Linked DNA regions of Mus musculus: region 2 is linked to region 1. The links are chromatin contacts, found by Hi-C in ENCODE. All regions are on one chromosome and are shown on one strand. The core of a region is the stretch at or near the end of the contact, and the rest is flanking DNA. Distances in the headings are between cores, read along the strand shown.

Region 1 (4,422 bases), core at 1,861-4,360:
AAATACCCTGGACCTTTTATCCACTCTGCTCCATGACATTGTACTCACCCAGATAGCAGCCTTGGGTACAAATAAAGGGGAAATGAGATAAATATATAGGGGTCACTGTGACACTGGAGACAGGAAGGATGTGGCTTCAAGACGTGAACAAGCTTGCATCACTGTCAAAGACGGATTGGCAGTTACTCATCTGGATGGATTTTCCAAACCCAAGCAATAGAGTTCTGAGTGTAAGCCTAAGCTGCAGACCAGAATTCCCGGGGGTTCCCTGCAGAAGCCTTTAGAAACAATGGGAAAAAGTGAAACCTCAGGGCTCAGCACAGGCAGCGAGCAGCTCAGTGAGGCCTAGGATCCCAGAGAGGGGGACATAAGCAGTGGCAAGCAGAACCAGTGTGTGGAGAGCTGAGGACAGAATCAGGCTTTGAAACCCTAGATTCTAATTTCTTTCTCCTGGCATGGAGGTGGTCAGCACGCAGCTCCAAGTGTTCTCCATCTCCTGTTAGTTTTAAAAGCATAAGTCTTACTCCATGACTTTTGGTCTCACCTGTCAGGCTGAGGTGGCTGTGTCCCAGGAAAAAGCCAAAGTGCTTGGCTTTCTTTACACCCCGAAGGACAAGGGAACTGATGGCCGCTCAGACCTGCTTCTCTGCCACCCTTGGTCACTGTAGAACCACTGTCTGACCATGGCAGAGACTCCAACCAACTCTGAGCAAGAGGTACTCTCTCAGTGTCCTGAATGAGGCAGCTCCTCATGCTACTCTACAGGTGAAAGGGCAGAGACTCTGCTGATTCAGGGACAGAAGCAACAGGAATGCAAATGCTAAGGCTGAAGAGAAGCAGACCAGCCAGACTCAGGAAGACAGGAGCCCCCTGCCTTACTGAGCGTGCCCAAGACCCTGGGTATGCCCAACGACTGGGTCCCAAGTACTGCAAAACGCAAAAAGCATTACTAGGTTGGTCTCCAGAAATCTGGATAGTTACATGCTGAAGAATAAAACTATCTGATCTCACACCACATTTAAATCCACTCAGAGTGCTAAAGGCCTAAGCAGATCTGAAGCCCCAAAAGCCTAGAAGACAGGGAAAGCCTGTTGATACAGTAGTGAAGGTTTTTAGGCATCTCCCAAAAAGCAACACAGCAAGAGGCAAAATAAGCTACCAAGACCAATCAATCGAACTCAAAAGCTCTGAGGACACAAGAGTGGCTCAAAGAAGCCACTAATGACCTTGAAGAAGACATTTGTAAACCACAGGTTAGATAAGCAGTTAATAGCAAAAATATGCAAGACTCTCATTCAACTCCATCATAGGAGGATGAGCAAACACCACTCAAAAAAGGAAGTCAAAAGCCCACAGGAGTGTGTGTTCAACGTCACCAGTCCTCAGATAATAGCAAATCAAAATGACAAGAAGCTGTAGACAGAGCGTAGATAGAGTACTTTCCTGGAATGTATGAAGCCCTCAATTTGGTCCCCAGTCCCACATAAGAGTTGGTGAAGGGTCAGCAAGATGGCTCAGCAAGTAAAAGATGGCCCCAGTCCAATCTCTGAAACCCGCATGGTTGAGAGAGAGAAACAGCTCCTACAAGCTGTCCTCTGACTTGTGCTGTGGCATGCCTCGCCCCCTCCAAAAAAGCAAACAAACAGACATAATTTCAAGGAACTGTAAAATGTTCATCAATAAAATTGACTATAAAATTGTTATTATTATTATTACTATTATTGACAGAGCCTCCTCTCTTTGTAGCCCTGGCTATCCTGAAACTTGCTATGTAGACCAGGCTGGCTTCAAACTCACAGAGATCTGCCTGTCTGTGCCTCCTGAGCGCTGGGATTGCAGGTGTACACTACCACGCCTGGCCTGAAAACATCTTTAAAGGAGAGACTATTGTACGTCAGTCCTAGGTGGGACATGCATTTCACTCACGTGAGGCTTGGGAAACATTGTGAACAGGCGGGGGCAGAAAGGAATGAAGAGGCAGGGAAGGAGATGGAGATATAAAACGCTGTCTCCTGGGTATGGAATGGGTACTGTGTTTTTTTAAAACAAACAAACAAACAAACATATTTTTAGATTTATTTATTTTATGTGTACAAGTGTTTTTGCTTAAATAAATAAATTAATAAATAAAAAGTGTTTTGCTTGCATGTATATAGATATACCTGCCATGTGCTTAGTGCCCAGGGAGGTCGGAAGAGGTCAAACCCCTGAAACTGGAGTTTGATCATGTTTATAATACTAAATATGAATTCCCTCTTATGTTCAGGGCTCAAATCCAATAGGAAATTGGTTGGTTTCTTCCTACAACACGATAGCACCAGTAGACTCCTCCTGCCTGGTTGGTCAGTACTGTAGATCATCATCACCATCATCACCACCACCATCATCATCATCATCTTTTTATTTGGAACCAAGCCAAGCACAGAAGCCCTTTTTTGTAATCCTAGCATTCTGGAGTTTGAGACAGGAAGGTCCTCACAAGATTATGGCCAGCCTGAGCTACACAGTGAGTTCAGGCCAGCCTCAGTCATACATCTCTGCCTCAGACAAGCAAACACAAACCATAATGAAACATTAGCTCAAGCCTGGTAGAATAAATATTACCAAAAAGACAATAAATGTTGGCTAGGGAAAAAGGAACGACTCCATGCGGCTGAAAATATAAATCTGTACAGCCGTGGTGGGAAACCAATATGGAGGTTCTAAATAAATTAGAAATAGAATATCAGCGGACTCAGCTATCCTTCTGGGTATACAGGCAAAGGAAATAAATGTGCCGCCTCCTCACAATGCTCTCTTCACAGCGCTGTTTGTATTAAGATCCAGAAAGCTCAGGCCTGTTACTCTGTTACTGCAGCACAAACTTGATGAAGGCATTGCCAGACAACTTGAAAAATGGTTGCCCTGCCTTTGCTTTCCACCGCAGGGTGTGCGGGACCCACCGGCTCCGCCTCCTTGCCAGCACGTGGTTCTAGAATTGGCAGTCTTATTTACAAAGCCAGCCATTCTAGTAGATTTCTGTGGAGCTAGGAAGTCAGCAGAAATGTTCTGAGGAGGAATTGTGCAATTGTAAGCTGGCTGCAGCCATTGCAGAATGCGGGTCACTTAGAGAAACGGGAGGCTCCTGGAGAACAGGCAGTGCTCCAGCCTGCAGGCTCAATAGCGCCCCCAAACCCCAAACGTGGCAACCACTTGATGGCCCCGCCCCCACTCACTGCCTCTTCTGTAAGACAACGGTCAAAAGTGGAAGAACAAAGTGGTGTTATACTGTTCTGATGTTTTAAAAGATCCTCTGGTGATAATGACATTTGGTCAAGAAGACAATCCCCATGCTTCCTAACTCGTTGCAGATATGAGAAGATCAAAACCAACAAATATTGCCGGGACACACAGCAATTCTCGGCGTATCTCGTGAAAACACAAGCCCCACAGAGGCAGAGGAGTACACGGGGAAATAAAAAGACTGCCTTTATTGAGCCCCAAAAGCTTACTCTAAACAGTGACCTGAAACGGAAGGCTACCACAAGTTATTTAAAGTCGAATAAACTCGAGAGAAACAAAAACCAAGCAAAACTCACACTAACATTTGGTACAAAGACAACCTACTAAAGAGAAAAGGAAAGACTTAGGCTAGGAGCAGCTAGCTACATGATGAACAGGACAGGCTTGTTCCTATAGTTACAGGAGGGTAAGATGATACCATGGGGGAGTTAAACAGAACGTGGGATTTGCACATAAGCTGCTCACACTGGCAGGAATCCATGTCCCTGAACCTCTGATCCCTCCTCGTAAATGCTGAATTAAATTTGCAAACTAACCCCCCAAAGGCTTTGACCACTGTGGGACACAGCTGCGACACGCTAAGAGGGGTGTGTGTATAGGAGCAGGAGGTTTTCTGTGATCAGTGGGGAGTGGACGCTGCTGCTTTGAGACAACGGAGTAGGCCAAGTTAAATTACAAGAAATCTGTGGTGTGAGGGGTTGGATATGTGTCAAGATTCTCATCAGCCTTCAGAGGACCACGCCCCTCAGAGCAGAGCAGCAAAAGCAGATGAAAGCAGGAAGTCTGGATTCATCTGCCTGAGCCGCGACCCCACTGTGGGCCCGAGGCAGATATGGATCCTTTCTAGAATAACATTTTTAAGTACATCAAATAAGCCACAGAAGACAAGGGGTTAGGGTTTAAATATGAAATGTCTACCAGAAGTTCATGGGGTCGCACCACTGACTCCCAGCAGGTGGCGCTGTGTTGGGAGGTTGTAGAACATTTAGAGCACCGGACCCTGATGGCAGAGCAAGACTAGAAGGTTTAATTCATTTCTGGATCAGGGCTGCACTCTGCCTCCAGCGGGTTGCAACCATACACTCCCACCTCTATAGATGGAGCTACTCTATACACCTTGCCTTCTCCAGCATGAGAGAC
Region 2 (4,632 bases), core at 1,939-4,438, 52 kb before region 1:
GTCTAGTGTTAATTTGATCCAAGCCTCAATTTTCCATTGCTGGTTCCCCACTCTGCACCTGTTTCTTCTTCAACCTCAAGGTAAGTAAGAGAGTGGCTAGCTAAGGTCTTATGTCTGCAGTAAGTTTCTCTCTCTTCTATCAAATCCCACAAAAGATTATAAAGGACATTCTCACCTGCTGAGTGTAGGCTAGTCTAGGAAAGGAGATTTTTTTAAAATCAAGGAAAATAAAGTAAAAACATCTAGGAATCTGTGCTCTTCAACCTCATAATGGCCTTCCTCATCCATCACTAGAGGTGGGGGTGAGTTGCTCACATCCAAAAAGTAGTTAGAATGTAGGGTTTTGTGTATTCTAAGTTGCCAGGGTAAATCAAATGTCAACCTAACAAAACCTAGCAAACATAGTAGACCAAAACAGGACAGTAACCAGTCAAGGACAATTAAATCCTTGTGCAATAAGTATTAGGATATATGAGCCAGTGAAGTAAAATTTCTGACATATAATATTTCATGGTGATGCAGAAAAATGACTTCAAAAAAATTAAAGTCTGAGCTAAGTTGAGAGTTCTGGGTAGCATGTAGGAGCAGAAATAAGAAGAAGTTTAGATTATAGGAAGAAATCACTTGCAAAGAAATCTGGGTGGCAGTCACTGCATGTGCTGTGAGGAGCTAACCAGGCCATCCTGACTTGAGCACTCTTGTGGAGTGGTGTCTAAAGGAAGAATGAGGCTGATCGTACGGAGGTTGATTATGAAATCTGAGTAGCCCCGTGTATAACCTACCTACTCATTCCTGGGAGAAGTGAGCTATGGGGCACAACCAGACCAGAACCAGGCCCAGAGCTATCCACTGAAGTTCTGAAGGTTCATATGACCTTAGCAATAATAGAATGCAAGGAGGGCTGAAATCTCTGAAGATTGCTGAAACAGCTTAATGTGAAGACAAGATGGAAAGGATTTAAACTGAGTCTGGTTCCTGGTGGCACCGTAGTTTTTCTTCATTATTACTGGTTTTCACTAGGTGATGCCATTCTGTCTCACGATCCAGCTCTGATGCCCTGTTCTGAACCTGCCCATTCTATTGGTAAGGCTTCTGGTGAGCTTTCCATTTGTTCTGTTTTATTTTATTTTGTTTAATTTTTAAAAAATTTTCAGCATCATTTTAGCTTGATTTTTTTCTTCAGCAATTCTAACTCTTTATTGATATTAGAGTGCTTCTGTGTCTTCTTTTTGTGCAGGTTTTTTTGTGCGGGTTTTTTTTTTTAATTTTATGTACATTGATAATTTGACTGGATGTATATCTGCGTGAGGATGTTGAGTCCCCTGGAATAGGAGCTGCAGACAGTTGTGAACTACCATGTAGGTGCAGGGAATTGAACTCAGGTCCTCTGGAACACTAGTCAGTGCTCTTTACCACTGAGCCATCTCTCCAACTCCTCCTTTCTGTGTTTGGAACACAGTAATAAGCATTCTTTCGAATTCTTCATCTGGAGGTTCTCCCAACTCATGCTCACTGGGTACCTTACTGTGTGGTTCGTGATTTTTGGAGAAGACATGCTATCTTGGTTTTCATGTTGTTGCTTTTGCTTCTGCACAGATCTTGTGCATCTGCAGTTGGTTGCTTTAAGTCCTGTTGCTTCTTTCAGTGGCAACATTTACAATGTCCATGAGAGGGCCAAGTTGTAGTAGGGCTGAAGTATCATTCTTCTTTGTTCACTTGGTACCAGGACCAAAGGCTTTATCTTTAATCTTACTCTTGGGTCAGGAACTGTTCTGGGTCATTGCCAGCCTCCTCTTTGTGTCTGCTTTCCGCTCTATGTTGTGGAACTTCCTGTGAATATGGAATTTGCTCTGGGACACCTAAGGCCTCCTTCCTGGATCCAGCTGGCCGTTTCTCTGTAGAGCAGAGAGTTGAGAATAAAAAAAAAATTGGTAGATTTTACATCATCTCTTTGCTATGTGAGGATAATAAGTGCTAATGAGAGTGTAGAAAGCAGTCCCTGGTGGTGGGAAGCTAAATTGAACAAAGATTCTGCAATACAGCATAAAAAATATAATTACAATAAAATCCAGACGTTCCACTTTTGAGTACATACTAAAAGTATTGAAGCTAAATCTCAACGTGGTGTTTGGAAAACCACATTTACAGCAACAGTGTTTCCAATAGGCAAAATACAGATGTGCTCAGGGTTTGTGGGTAAAGACAAAAGACAGCAAACATAAAATTAGTGTTAATTGGCCTTTTAAAAAGTAGGAAATCCTGACTTAGCCTAGAGCATAGATGAATCTAGGTGAGATGGTGTAAATGAAATAAGCCAATGAAAAAGTTACAAATATAGTTCAATGAAATTACTTTGGGATAATTAGACTAATGGAAATAATAACAAAAAAATAAGTCCCTAGAATGATGGGTGCTGGGTTCTGGAACTGTAGTAGTCAGGAGGATACTGTTTGATAGGAATTGATTGAGTTTGATAGAAGTAATGACTCTACAGGTGGATGGTGGAAAATGGTAATAAAATGCATTTTTTAAAATAACAAACCTATATATTTAAATTAGTTAAGTGAATTCGATTTCAATTTCACATCGCCATGATAAAATCTGGGGCAAAATGAGAGCTGACCTCCCTGAGTATAAAGAGTCCGCAGAGATGTGTCCGTGTGTTACAAATTCAAGTTTCTGACTTCCCATCTGAGTCCCAGCGCCCTTGGTCTACCTGCACTTAAAGGAAACATTAGGTAGTGTTTCCCTCAAATCTCATCTTGAAAGAGATGCCAAGTGAAAGAAAGCCTGACCTTCCTGGATGAAACTGCAGCATCGTGTTTGCTGAACGCACTAAAGGGGTGGAAGCTTGCTAAGGCTAACTTATTAGGAGGCAAGGAATCACAGAAGCAAGGAGGCAGAGTGAGGCTTGCGAACAAATCCCTAGTTGAGAGATGAGGCTTTGGGTAAATATCTTCATTATACCTTGGATAGTTTCACTCTAACCTGACTTGTAATTTAACTGCTGAGCAATATATGAAACCAGCTAGGTTCTGGGAAACTATTCAAAGCACCCGTGGAGAATATCTCTCTAACACAACATCACAAATTCAGTGGGCTTTTTGAAGATGTTGCCTTGGACTTATTAAAAGGGAAAAATGTTTTTTACCTTCAAATATTGTCTTTTCCCATACAGGCATACACAATGCAGGTGACCACAGAAAGGCAGAATGTGAGTTTCCCCGACACATTTGTTCTGGTGGGCTTCTCTGATCACCCATGGCTGGAGATGCCCCTCTTTGGAGTGCTTCTGATCTCCTACATCTTCACCATGATAGGAAACAGCTCTATCATCGTCCTCTCTTTGGTGGAGCCTAGGCTCCAAACACCCATGTACTTCTTCTTAGACAACCTGTCTCTGCTGGACCTCTGTGTCACGTGCACCATTGTCCCACAGTTGCTAGTCAATCTCTGGGGCCCAGAAAAGACAATTGCCTCCTGGAGCTGCATTGCGCAGGCCTACCTCTTCCACTGGACCAGCTGCACCGAAAGCGCTCTGCTGGCAGTAATGGCTTTTGATCGCTATGTGGCCATCTGCTGTCCCCTCCGATATGTGCTCATCATGCATCTCTGGGCATGCGTGTGGCTGGCAGCTGTATGCTGGGCCAGTGGCCTGGCCAATTCTCTGGTTCAAGCTACACTCACCCTCTACCTTACCCTTTGTGCGAAAAACACACTGGACCACTTCTTCTGTGAGGTGCCTGCTTTGATTAAACTGGCATGTAGTGACACCACCACAAACGACCTGTCCCTAGCCTTGGGAGCTATTCCTTTTGGAATAGTGTCTCCTTTGACAGTGCTCATCTCTTACATCTTCATTGCTAGGGCTGTGCTGAAGTTACCCTCAGCTGAGGGAAGGCGCAAGGCTTTGAGCACATGCACTTCTCACTTGCTCGTGGTCACCATGTACTTTGGACCTGGTATGTACACGTACCTCCAGCCACCAGGCAACAACACTCAGTCCGAGTTCCTGTCCCTCTTCTACTGTGTCTTCACCCCGCTCCTCAACCCACTCATCTACACTCTGAGAAACAAGGATGTGAAGGAAGCTTGGAAGAAGGTCCTAACATCCCAGAGTAAGGGGATATCTTTGAAAGGCCAGTGATCTCTGTCTGGTTTCTCCAGCTACCATATGTAAGTTAGTGCTGGCAGGTTTGCTTTTCCAAAAACGTAAGACCTTAGGCTGGAATTCTCACCTCTCAAAGTCCGCCACTCTGATAACAACAAAGACTCTTTTGACCAGAGACTTCTGTCTTCTAGAATTCTAGATAGGGCCACTGCACTTTTCTGGACTCTTCCCAGATATTTCTATCCACAGAGGGAACAGGGAAATGGCCTATAGATCTTCTGAATACTGAAAGAAAAGTGTTGTCTATAAATCCCTTCTAGTAATTGCTCTTTGGTCACATGCTCTTAAAAAGGGGGGGAACGGACACAGTCCCTTCAGTGATGTAGCCACTGATAAGTCATCCATCCATGCCTCTGTCAATAGTCCATAGCCTACGTTCCTGTAAATAACCCCAAATAAACTCATTGGTCATCAAACAAACAAGAAAAAAAACCCACGTGAAAGTTGAAGATGACCAGTTG

Evidence for each region. Hi-C counts contacts between places; a loop is a spot of excess contacts on that map.
Region 2: a loop to region 1 is called in a map of CH12.LX, with 2.0 times the contacts of the local background. The contact joins the promoter of Olfr223 here to the enhancer-like site in region 1. A Hi-C loop is called at or near these places in 5 of 37 maps with a recorded cell type or tissue (CH12.LX, CH12F3, Patski and 2 more).

Annotation. Positions count from the first base shown.
Region 1 is chr11:59,537,230-59,541,651 of GRCm38, reverse strand. It overlaps a transcript of Nlrp3 not described here. Among named protein-coding and RNA genes, the nearest start is that of Nlrp3, 3.2 kb to the left of the region's middle. Within about 2 kb of position 3,110, at least 1 of the 3 ENCODE cell types and tissues checked has a DNase peak (open chromatin) inside an H3K27ac peak, as active enhancers do; it is gastrocnemius, where a contact is called at or near this core.
Region 2 is chr11:59,588,643-59,593,274 of GRCm38, reverse strand. Olfr223 (olfactory receptor 223) reads left to right here and starts at 3,188. Exons shown (of 1, transcript NM_146429.1): 1 at 3,188-4,147. The coding sequence starts at 3,188. The coding sequence ends at 4,147.